Regions from separate parts of the Mus musculus genome. Here region 1 is linked to region 2. Evidence: chromatin loops called from intact Hi-C (ENCODE). Cell type or tissue: gastrocnemius. All regions are shown on one strand. Each heading gives the region's core, and the rest is flanking DNA. Links, peaks and the distances in the headings are about the cores only.

Region 1 (5,373 bases), core at 196-5,195, 450 kb before region 2:
CTGGGGACTGAACTCAGATCCTCAAAAGGATAGTAGACGTGATTAACTACTGAGCAAAAGGATAGTAGATGCGATTAACTACTGAGCAAAAGGATAGTAGACGCGATTAACTACTGAGCAAAAGGATAGTAGACGCGATTAACTACTGAGCAAAAGGATAGTAGACGTGATTAACTACTGAGCAAAAGGATAGTAGACGCGATTAACTACTGAGCAAAAGGATAGTAGACGCGATTAACTACTGAGCAAAAGGATAGTAGACGCGATTAACTACTGAGCAAAAGGATAGTAGACGCGATTAACTACTGAGCAAAAGGATAGTAGACGCGATTAACTACTGAGCCGCCTCTCCAGCCCTAGAACGTTTGGGTCTGCTTGACTGCAGAGTACTTCGTCTAGCACGTAAAAGGCACTGTGTTAAATTCCTGGTGCTATAAAAATAATAAAAGTGCACTAATCGAACATATTTAATGTTATTAGGGTATTTTACCATGTAATGTGAAATGTAAAAAGAAATCAACAATTATATACATATTCTTTAGAGTTGTTTATCTGTTTTGATACAGGATATCCCTTTATAGCTTAGGCTGGCCTCCTACTCAGTCTTGCTTACCTCAGCCAAATGAGTGTACCACCATGCCTGACACGTTTATGAAACTTAAACTGATTTTTTAATGGGGAAATACTGGAAGTAAATATATAAACACTGCAGGGGTGGATGGCATACACCTATGTATTTTTATTATTCTTGCTTTAACTTTCTGATCTTTTCACATGATCTAAAAGAAGTATATTCTGGCCAAATCATTGGAGGAGCGGGAGACTGGGTGAGGGATGGTGGTCCACGCCCATCTGAAGGAAGTCTGAGGGAAAGGCTCTCTCACCTTCTTCCTTCCGTAGTAGAGCAGCTTGGTGAATTTCTCCACGATCTGCGCTGGCGTATCCACATTGGGGGGAATCTCCCCAGTGAGGAGATCACGAGTCCCAGAGCTCAGTACCGGCCAGTCCTCGTCAGTCAGGTTGATGAGGTTGGCTACAGGGGGCTGCCTCTTGTACTTCTCCAGCTTCTTGCAGTCCTGCATCAGCAGCTCAGCAATGTCAGATCCCACCATGGACTGCAGGATAAAGAGAGTCATCCTGGGGGATGCTCCAACCAGTCCCCAGGTTGGGCCCAGGCTGAAGAAGGAAGACAGCAGGGTCTCTGACTTGTTCCTGAGGCAGTCGTGCAAATACACTGGAGATCTTTTATGAATGGTTGAATTTCAAACATCAGCTTCACTATCGTGGTTACTCTCTGCCTGTCCGCAGCCACAGTGCTTATTGGAACCACTCACAATTCCACTGGCTGGTGCAGTAATCCAGGGATTGTACAACAAACCCCAGCCAGCAGGGGGCACTCTCCAGGAAAAGGTTAGCATTGGCACACCAGTGTTAGAACCGGAGCTACACTCTCCCTCTGGGCAACAGTGCTACATAAAGACTGCTTTTTCTAACTGTGCTATATACCAACTCCCACAAAGACAACAACTTCAGCCCAGCTTCCATCTGCCCCCTATATCAAAGCAGTGACTTACCCCATTCTGTCGACAAAGGAGAACCAGCAGTTGCCAAAGTAGAGCTGAGTCTCTGCTCCCTGGTGTCTCAGATTTGAGACACTGCGTTGCTTTCTGCTGACAAAACGTCATGATATCCACCTTGTGTATGTCCTCCCTGTGGGACGATTCAGGAAGCAAGGCCTGAGCAGACTGACTCTCCCTGTACAGACTCTGTACAATGAACTCGCTAACATGGCAGAAGGGTGAGAGCCCAGGACTGGAAGTCTGGAATCGCAAGATCGTTTGTTTTTTGGTTTTTTGGGGTTTTGGGGGTTTTTTTCCTGTAGAACAGGGAGGAGTTTCAGAGATTCTCTTGTGCATCCTTCCATCTTTTAAATGAGGAGAGTAAACCCAAAGACCTTAAATGACTTCTCAGAAGGGTTCTGTTTCAAGTCAGACAAGACTGGGTCCATGTCTGGATTATGTAAACATCTCACTTGCTCTGAGCCTCAGTGCCATCCTTAACTTAGGACGGGACTTTAAAAACAACTGCCTGCATTAAAAAAGGGGGTAAGCAAACTGTATGGCATCCATCAAGTAAGTGCTTGTTAAATGTTCAAGAACATTCATACTATTTAATACACAACTTAGTTTTTTGCAAACCTGTAAGACATAGGGGGAAAAGGGTTAGGTACTTAAGGAATGACCCTTGAGATTTTCCTCTGACCTCTACATTTGTACCCACATACATGTGTGAGCGTGTGCTTGTGAGCTAGCTTCAGATTACATGTACAAAGAAGTAGCGACATTCACTGGCCTTCATATGAATAGAGTTTCACGGCCTTTGGAGTAGGCAGAGTGAGTGCTATATCATTTCTCAAGGGAAAAACTTAAAGATGGCTGATAAGCCAGTACTTAGTAGGCTACCTGGCATGCTGGTCCTCTGACACCCACCCACCCAGGACTCATCACAGCTAAAACCCGATGAAATGTGGCTGAAAATGCTACAGCAGTTCTACTTTATTCCTGCAGAGGGCAGACGTTCACAATGGCAGGGAGCTGGAAAAATCAGCTCAAGAAAAAGCCGTTTTAAGAACGTTTCTCCAGGCCGTGCTCCATTTCCCCACTAATCTCTATCAAGTCCTTGGAACACTGAAGCTTCCTACCAGCTAACCTCTATGAAATGGAACTGTTTTTAAAGGTCTAACTTGTTAAGCTTACTTCTCTTTCTCCTCTTCAAATATGAAACAGCTTGCTAAAATCACTCAGGTCATCTCTTTTTCTACCTACTGGCATAGAAAAATCTGGTTCAAATAAAATAGACATTTTCTTCCCTGACAACCAAGACCTGGCCAGGAAGAGTCCTCAGCTTTCAAAAGCCTTTATTTAGGAGTTGGTGACATAACTTAGTGGGGTCAGAGAAGTTGCTCTGAAAGCAAGAGAACATGAGATCAAATTCCAAACACCCCCATAAAAGCCAGGCATGGACAATGTGTTCCTGTAATGCCAGAGTTTGGGGGACAGAGACAGGCATATACTGGGAGCTCAGTGGTCAGACAGCTTAGCCAAAATGGCAAGCTTCAGGTTCAGTGAGAGATCCTCTCTCAAAAACTAAGAGAACAAAAGAAGATGAGGGAGAGAAAGAAGAAAACAACAGATGTCTTCCTCTGGCTTCCACATATGTATGCATGTGTACGCCTTCACACATGTGTGCATATCACACACACACACACACACACACACACACACACACCCTTAACAACACTTACAGTACTTTACCTAATAAGGGGCCCTGGGAAAGCTCTCATCTCCTCCTGATCCTCAAAATCATTAAGTAAAACCTGGAGTAGAAAATAAAATTAGGTCACCAAGATTCTTCCAGCCAGTCCCCACCAGCTGAATCCAGTCTCATATCCAGGGCTATGGTCTTGTGGTGTGGCTCAATGCCTTGTGGAGACAGTTATACTTGTTGAAAGATGAGTCACTAGCATCTCAGGGAAAATGTAAATCTAGCATCACTTCTTTTAGAGAAAAGCCCACCCATTCTTGCTCACAATCTAAGGCACATGTGACTCAGTTCCCCCTCCTGGAGATGCCCGGCCTCAAGCAAAGTGAGAGCCTGAGCGAGCCATTGAATTGAGCCGAGTACTTGCATCCCTGGAACCCAAGATAATGATTACCTCCATGCTGTGCACTTCAACGAGGGCCGTTTGTCCATCAGCAGGAGAGTTGGGGGGGACACACACTAGCTGGCCTCCTGGCCCAAAGCTCACAGACACATGGGGAACATAGAACCTCATAGGTGCCTTTGGAACTGTCGCTGAGGTGTCATCTGGCCAACAGACACATGGTGGACATCGTTAGGTTTATTTTCAGTGCTTTTTAGTTGATACACTACTGTTCCCATTCTACCTGGGCCAGGATGAGATGCTAGGTGAGATACTTGGTTAGAAAAAGTCATGCTCTAGTCTGACTTAACCCTCTAAGAATACGTCAGATTATAGTGCAAATGGTCCAAATGATAACGCACTCATCTCGGATTCTCAGCCACGGTCAGAGGACAAGCAGCCTCTGCAGCCAAGCCTCCAGACTAGCGTTCATACCTCCCCTCACTTCACCCAGTCCTCCCAGGTCCCCTTGTTCTCACATGTTGCCTGAAAGCACTCCAGAGCGCCTCCTGGCCCAACCTAACAATGACTGGGAGCAGTGTTCCCTTCCAAGAGCAACCTATGATGCACATTCCATTACTGAAGACAAGGCAGGAAAAAGATCCAAAGTTGGCCTCTCTGCCTGGGAGACATGCTTAAACCAGCAAGGCAAATGTAGACCCATTCCTGGTAACACAGAAGGGTGACTTCCCCCATGACCCAACCTTTCCTGATCAGAATTAACCGGTTCCTGTGGCCTCTTGGTACCCACCAGCCTGAATAGGCCTCCAAGCTGCTGACACCATAGGTTCATACTCCTCGGGGGCAGCTGTCATGTACTGACTGAGCTCGTAGCTACTAGAGCTGAGCCCAGACTCGTGCTGCTGGAGAAGGCTGGATTTGCTGGTCAGCAATGGCTGAAGGGGGAGGGAAAAAGAAAAAAATAATAAAGTTATGTAGGAAGGAGTTCCAGAGAGCTTGTCCTTCCACTTCCGAGGGTTCCTTCAAAGAAACAAAGCTCAGACTTCCTACTAAGCACAGCGACTGTGGATTCATGAGAAGAAGGAAGCATCCTGTGGAGCACAGACCAGTGGACTCGAGGGACCTAGAATTCAAATTTCAACTTCTATTTCTGTCATCCTCTGCTATGACCTTAACAGGTGACTTGGACTTTCCTAATCCTATTCCTTTATCTGCAATATAAATTTGAAGTCCTATACACATTATTTATTAATGCTTTAGCTATTTTATGAACACATGTACACTTTGGATAATGTAAATTTCCTGCAGACATGTATGCAAAATTTTCACATTGCAGGAGAGATGAATAAAACAGGACATTCGGGCTGGTGAGATGACTCAGCAGGTAAAAGCACTGACTGCTCCTCTGAAGGTCCTGAGTTCAAATCTCAGCAACCACATGGTGGCTCACAACCACCTGTAATGAGACCTGATGTTCTCTTCTGGGGAGTCTGAAGACCGTATAATGTACTTATGTATAATAATAAATAAATCTTTGGGTCGGAGCAAGCAGGGACTAAGCAAGTGGGGTTGACCAGAGCGAGCAGAGGTCCTAAAAATTCAATTCCCAACAACCACATAAAGGCTCACAACCATCTGTTCAGCTACAGTGTACCCATATACATTAAATAATTAATTGACTAAAATAAAAATAAAATAAAACAGGACAT
Region 2 (5,373 bases), core at 168-5,167:
ACAGCAAGGGGAGGAGGGTGCACGCCTTTAATCCCAGTACTTGGGAGGCAGAGGCAGGTTGATCTCTGTGAGTTCAAGGCCAGCCTGGTCTATAAAGTGAGTTCTGAGACATCCAGGACTATACAAAGAGACCCTGTCTCAAACAAAACAAAACAAAACAAAACAAAACAAAACAAAACAAAACAAAACAAAACGTTGGAACAATGTAAGTGGACACCAGATAGAAATGCTCTACTGATATTAAAAATTATACATACTGAGGCAGATATGGTGACATACTCTTTTGATCCCAACACTCAGGAGGTAGGAAGGAGTGGTGGGCAAATCTTTGGGTGACTTTAGAGCCAGCCTGTTTTATATAATGAATCCCTGACAGCCAGGGCCACTATATAGTGGTGGGTGTGTGTGTGTGTGTGTGTGTGTGTGTATGTATGTGTGTGTGTGTGTCAAGATGTATTTAATGCAATATTCAGCTACTAGCTACGACAGGTAAAGAGACAGCTCAGCAGTTAAGAGCCCTTGTTCTTGTTCTTGCCGAGGACCCAGGTTCAATTCTTAGCACCAACGCAGAGGCTGACCATCGTCTGTAACTCCAGTCGCAGGGATGCAGTGCTCTCTTCTGACCTCCTCAGGCACCAGGCACACACGTGGTGCATACATACATAGAAGCAAAACACTCACACACATAAAATAAAAAGTCTTACAAAAGACAAACATGGCTCTATGGGGTCAAATTCCATGTTTGTATGAGCACAGAGGCCTGAGCTGAAAAAACCTCAGCAGGATGCAGAAAAACCTCAGCAGTAGTCTTCCCTAGAAGTCAAATTATGATAGGCTCAAGGGAGTCCCTGGAGTCACAACCAGCTGGAGCTGCCTGCTCTTTCCCATCTTGTTAGGTCTGCTACCCTTAAGCTCAGAAGTTCCCAGTGGTGTTTGTTTGTTTGTTTGTTTGTTGTTTTTGTTGTCCTTATTTCTGTTTGCTGTTTGTTTTATTTTCTCGAGGCAGGGTTTCTCTGGGTAGCCCTGGCTACCTACAGAGCCCTGGAACTCACTCTGTAGACCAGGCGGCCTTGAACTTGCGATCCACCTGCCTCTGCCTCCAGAGTGCTGAGGTTAAAAACACGCACCCACACCACCCGGGCTCATCCGTCTCCATCTTCACCACTCCCAGCCCCGTGTTACTGTCGCCTCACTCTCTGGATCTAGCCACACTGTTCTCTTAGCATTTCTTCAAATGTATTATGTCCACTCTTGTTTCAGGGCTCTTCTTGCTCCTCCGCTGTCCCCACGGCCCCCTCACTGGAAATTGCCTTATTTATTGTATGTAAATACTAGTTCTCACTCCCAGCATTCCTTGCCTTCCTTGGTCTGCCTAGCCCTGGAAGCAGACTTGTCACCAGCTCTGCAGATAGCACAGCCTCTGTGACTCGGGTCTGTCTTCTCTAGAGGGCAAGTTATTTAACAGCAAAGTTGCTCTTGTCTCCCCTAGACTTGGGTGACCATGACAGTTACCAGGTGGGAAGGCAAACACAATGTATCAATAGTGTGGCAGGCAGACAGGCTGAGTACACGTGACAACTGGCATTGCTTCATTTTATTATTTAAAAAAAAAAACATGGAATCTTTTCGCATTCTGTGAAGTCATTCAAAGGGTTGTACCACTTTATACAGAACAAAACAAGCCAAGAGACGGGTGAAAGTAATTCCTTCCAAGGTCATGTCGCAGGCGGCTGAGCTGGGATTTGAACAGGGCTCGCATTGGTTGGCAGTTTCCTCTTTGCACTTGCTTCTCACAGGGAAGCCTAGGACTGCTGGCATCATCGCTGTCTGAGCACTTGTCAGAAAGGCACTTCGCTGGCTCTGACCTACAGAGTGGGAACCTGCCCTGGACATACACTCTAAGAAGCCCTGCTTGGTGGCTCCAAAGTTCAAGTCTGCTGTGTGGATGGGGTCTCCGGCTTAGCCGCTGTGCCCAGTGCCCTTCAGGACAATCTAATACCTGCTCCCGGGGGAGGGGAGGCTTAGCCCTGACAGAATCCTTTGGCTTTCTGTCCAGCTGTTCCTCAAGCCTCAGGGGAGAACCGAAGTGATGTGTTAGTGAAAGTGCAGCCCTGCTTCTGTGCAAGAACCGTCTCGGAGTTGTTTCTTCTAGCGGGGAGAAACATCTCTTGCTTTTCTTAAGGGACGACAGAGCAGACCTGGAGTAGAAGTCGTTTCTATTTGAGGCCCCACCCCCACCCCCACCCCGGACAGACCGGAGAGGCTGTCGACCCTCCTTTCATTGGGGTTATTGGTACCTAGACGCTCCCTCTGGCGCTCAGTTTTATTAGCATAAAACACTCTCAGATTTGACCTTGACAGAGAAAAGGGCTTAGAGTGAGACCGGAACCTTTTCCTAAATCCAATACAAAACAAAGACCTTGTATTCCCAGGCGGGAAGGGAAGAGGGGTGGGGAGAGCAGTCATGAAAACGCGCCAGCAGAGGGCGCCACAGCCCCATTAGTCTCTGCCCACTGAACTTCCCAGAAGCCAAAGCAGCCAGGATGCAACGGGGACTAGACAAACTAGGAGTCTAGACCCTGGGTACCACCTTGGGATTTTGTGGATCTCCGGGCGCCTGATGATACAGACTCGTGTGTTTACTAGTGTTCATTCTCAGAGAGATTAGTCCCAGACAAAGCCAGTACATGAATCTACAGTAAAGAGATTGTCATCCAACCTTTCGTACACTTCACCAGCGTTGGCTGAGTGAGTGTGTGAGCCAGGCCCAGGGCTACAGAGCATGTCCTCAGAAAATCGGGTTACTGTGGCTAGGTGCTAAGGCTGACCTCTTAAAACCTTTTAAATATTTAAATGGGGGAGAAAAGAGCACTATTTTTTATTTTAACTTCTAGAATCAAATAAAGGTTATATGGAACGGTGGAGAAGAGAAAGTGTGGAGAGAAAAGGAAGAAAGAAGATACACAAGAGTTGGGGACAGGAAGAGCAATCGTATTTTAATTCGTCTCTTATATACATAAAGTGCTAGACAAAGTCCAGTTTTGTCAACCTCCCATTTGCCCTACTAGACCCTAACTTGGGGCTCACGTCTGCAGATCTACTCCAAAATTCAGCACGTGTAGCCTGGCTGGCTGGCTGGCATAGAAGCCACACTCTCGGCTTCTCTCACAGCACCCCTCCCTGTCTGCACCCCTGCACACCCAGGGCTCTTCTCAGCTCCTGACGCTCCACACTGCAGCCCTACCAGGAAGATGTGCAAGTTAAAAGCCTGATTAGTCTCCTTGATAAATTCCCAGACAGTGGGCTAAAGGGAAGTGGCACCGGGCTGCTTGTGCTGAGGATGTGTTGGGGGCACCTGCCAGTGGGCTCTTGTCCTCTTAGCACACTGGTTCTCAGCCTTCCTAATGCTGTGGTCCTTCAATACAGTTCCCCAAGTTGTAATGATCCCGACCACATTATTTATGTTGCTACTTCATGATTGTAATTTTGCTACTGTTATGAATCGTTATGTAAATATCGGTGCTTTCTGATGGTCTTAGGCGACCTGATGTGAAAGGGTCATTTGACCTTCCCCTTACCAAGGGGTCACGACCCACAGGTTAGCAACCCCTGTCTTAGACAGAACAGCTTTCTGGGGAGATCTCTGAGCAGCCCAGAGCTAACTCTCTAAACAGATTTGAAGGGTGTGTCAGCAGGTTCTGTGCAGCTCTGTGTGTGCACTTGGGTGAGACCAGAGAGAGGTCAACCCAAGGAAAAGGATGAGCCATCAGGCCTGACTCTGGAAAACCGCTGAGCTGGGAAGAATTGCCTTGCTGTGACAGCTTACAGGCCTGGCTCTCTGGGGACCCCCACTGAGAGCGCCCCACCCCCACCCCCCCCCCCCCCCCCCCCCCCCCCCCCGGCCAGCGTTTTGTGCTGCAAACAGATAATCCTGGGCAGTCCGACTGCCCACACAGCATTCTCCTGGAGTCAGAGGTCCTGCTTGCAAAGTCCTGTCTCAGTGCTGAGGGGTGGGCTGAGATGGGGGCTGGGACTTTCCTAGAGAGTCTTCAGGTGGGAAGTACATGAAGACCACCAGAATCAGACCGGACCATCGCAAAGACAAGATCCTTCTCCATCACGTTCCACCCACAAGCAGGATTCACCTGCGACCCTCTGTGATGAGTCCGCATTAGAATGTGCTTGCTGCCAGGCATATCTATCTGTGCCTGACCTTTGCCTCCCAGAGTCCCGACTACAAACATACCTGCTTGCCACTTCTTTGTAAAGCTCTGATGGCTACCCAGGGAGAAGAAAAGCTGTTCCCTCTCAGGTCTTGGTAGGACAAGACCAAGGGAGCTCTCACGAAAGACGGAGACAACTGACAGGAGAGCAAAGGAGAATGAAGGGGTATTCAACCATAAGAAGAAAGTGATAGAAGATCCCATAGTGTCCATGAACCTTGAAGATACTCCACTTACTGAAAACAACGGGTATGCTCCTTTAATCCCAGCACTAGAGAAGCAGAGGTAGGCGGTAGGAGTTCGAGGCCAGCCTGGTCTACAAAGTGAGTTTCAGGACAGCTAGGGCTACATATCAAAACTTTCTCAGAGATGGATGGATGGATAGATAGATAGATTATACAAATCTTCAAGCTTACAGGATGGCTGAAAGGAGCTGGGATGACTGGTTATATGAAATTTTTGGTGTGTGTGTGAAGAAATGTTCTGAAATTTGCTGCTGGTGACATTTGCCTAACCGTGACTCTACTGAATAGCATATTGTACCATTTAGTGTGCCCTTTGTCCCGTGTATATTGACTCTCAATTTGTCTTAAGCTTAAGCGGTGGCTCCACAACTCTGTGGCTATGAATTTTTTCTACAAAACAATAACATAAAGCAAACACAACAACATGTCTCAGCTAAAGTACCACCTCCTCCAGGAAGCCTCCATGACTGCCATGCTGAACTTCAGCAATTCAACATCAACACACACATCATCCAGTCGCAGAGCCTGACCACCTACAGAGCCTGGAGAGGCCTTGCTGCAGCATCCCTGGGAGCTTGTTAGGTGTGCAGCATCTCAGGTCCCAAGACCAAGGAGCCAGGTCTGCATTCCAGCAAGATCCCGGGTAAGCAAGGGATAACTAAAAGCTGGTGAGGCGATGTGCTTGAGTCTACCCACCTCCCGCCACAGAAGACACTCAAGTGCCTGGACTTCCATGTCTACCAAATGTGATCTCATCTTTGCCGGTTCCACATTCACACATACTAGGCCTACAAGAACACTCGGGGGCCTCAGCACTAAAGCCAGCCCTACTCTGACTTTTAACACCAGAAGAGAGACAAACTGGAAGGGCTTTTGGCCACATTAAAGTGTAAAGGAATTCCCAG

Evidence for each region. Peaks named below come from ENCODE experiments on the same cell type or tissue, not always from the same donor. Only the 100,000 strongest peaks of a DNase experiment are listed, where the experiment ranks them.
Region 1: a loop joins it to region 2, with 2.7 times the contacts of the local background. A loop is called at or near these places in 8 of 42 quality-filtered maps.

The regions. Positions count from the first base shown.
Region 1 is chr1:157,533,855-157,539,227 of GRCm38, reverse strand. It overlaps Sec16b (SEC16 homolog B (S. cerevisiae)), which reads right to left. Exons shown (of 26, transcript NM_001159986.1): 6 at 4,455-4,599; 7 at 3,716-3,867; 8 at 3,315-3,376; 9 at 1,575-1,710; 10 at 885-1,115. Among named protein-coding and RNA genes, the nearest start is that of Sec16b, 10 kb to the right of the region's middle. In gastrocnemius, for the core only: CTCF peaks have their summits at 1,387 (motif pointing right) and 2,548 (motif pointing right); DNase peaks (open chromatin) are centred at 1,389 and 2,556; H3K4me3 peaks cover 287 bases; H3K27ac peaks cover 434 bases.
Region 2 is chr1:157,083,413-157,088,785 of GRCm38, reverse strand. No RefSeq gene overlaps it. Among named protein-coding and RNA genes, the nearest start is that of Gm30568, 4.5 kb to the right of the region's middle. In gastrocnemius, for the core only: a CTCF peak has its summit at 2,479 (motif pointing right); DNase peaks (open chromatin) are centred at 1,905 and 2,496; H3K4me3 peaks cover 841 bases; H3K27ac peaks cover 226 bases.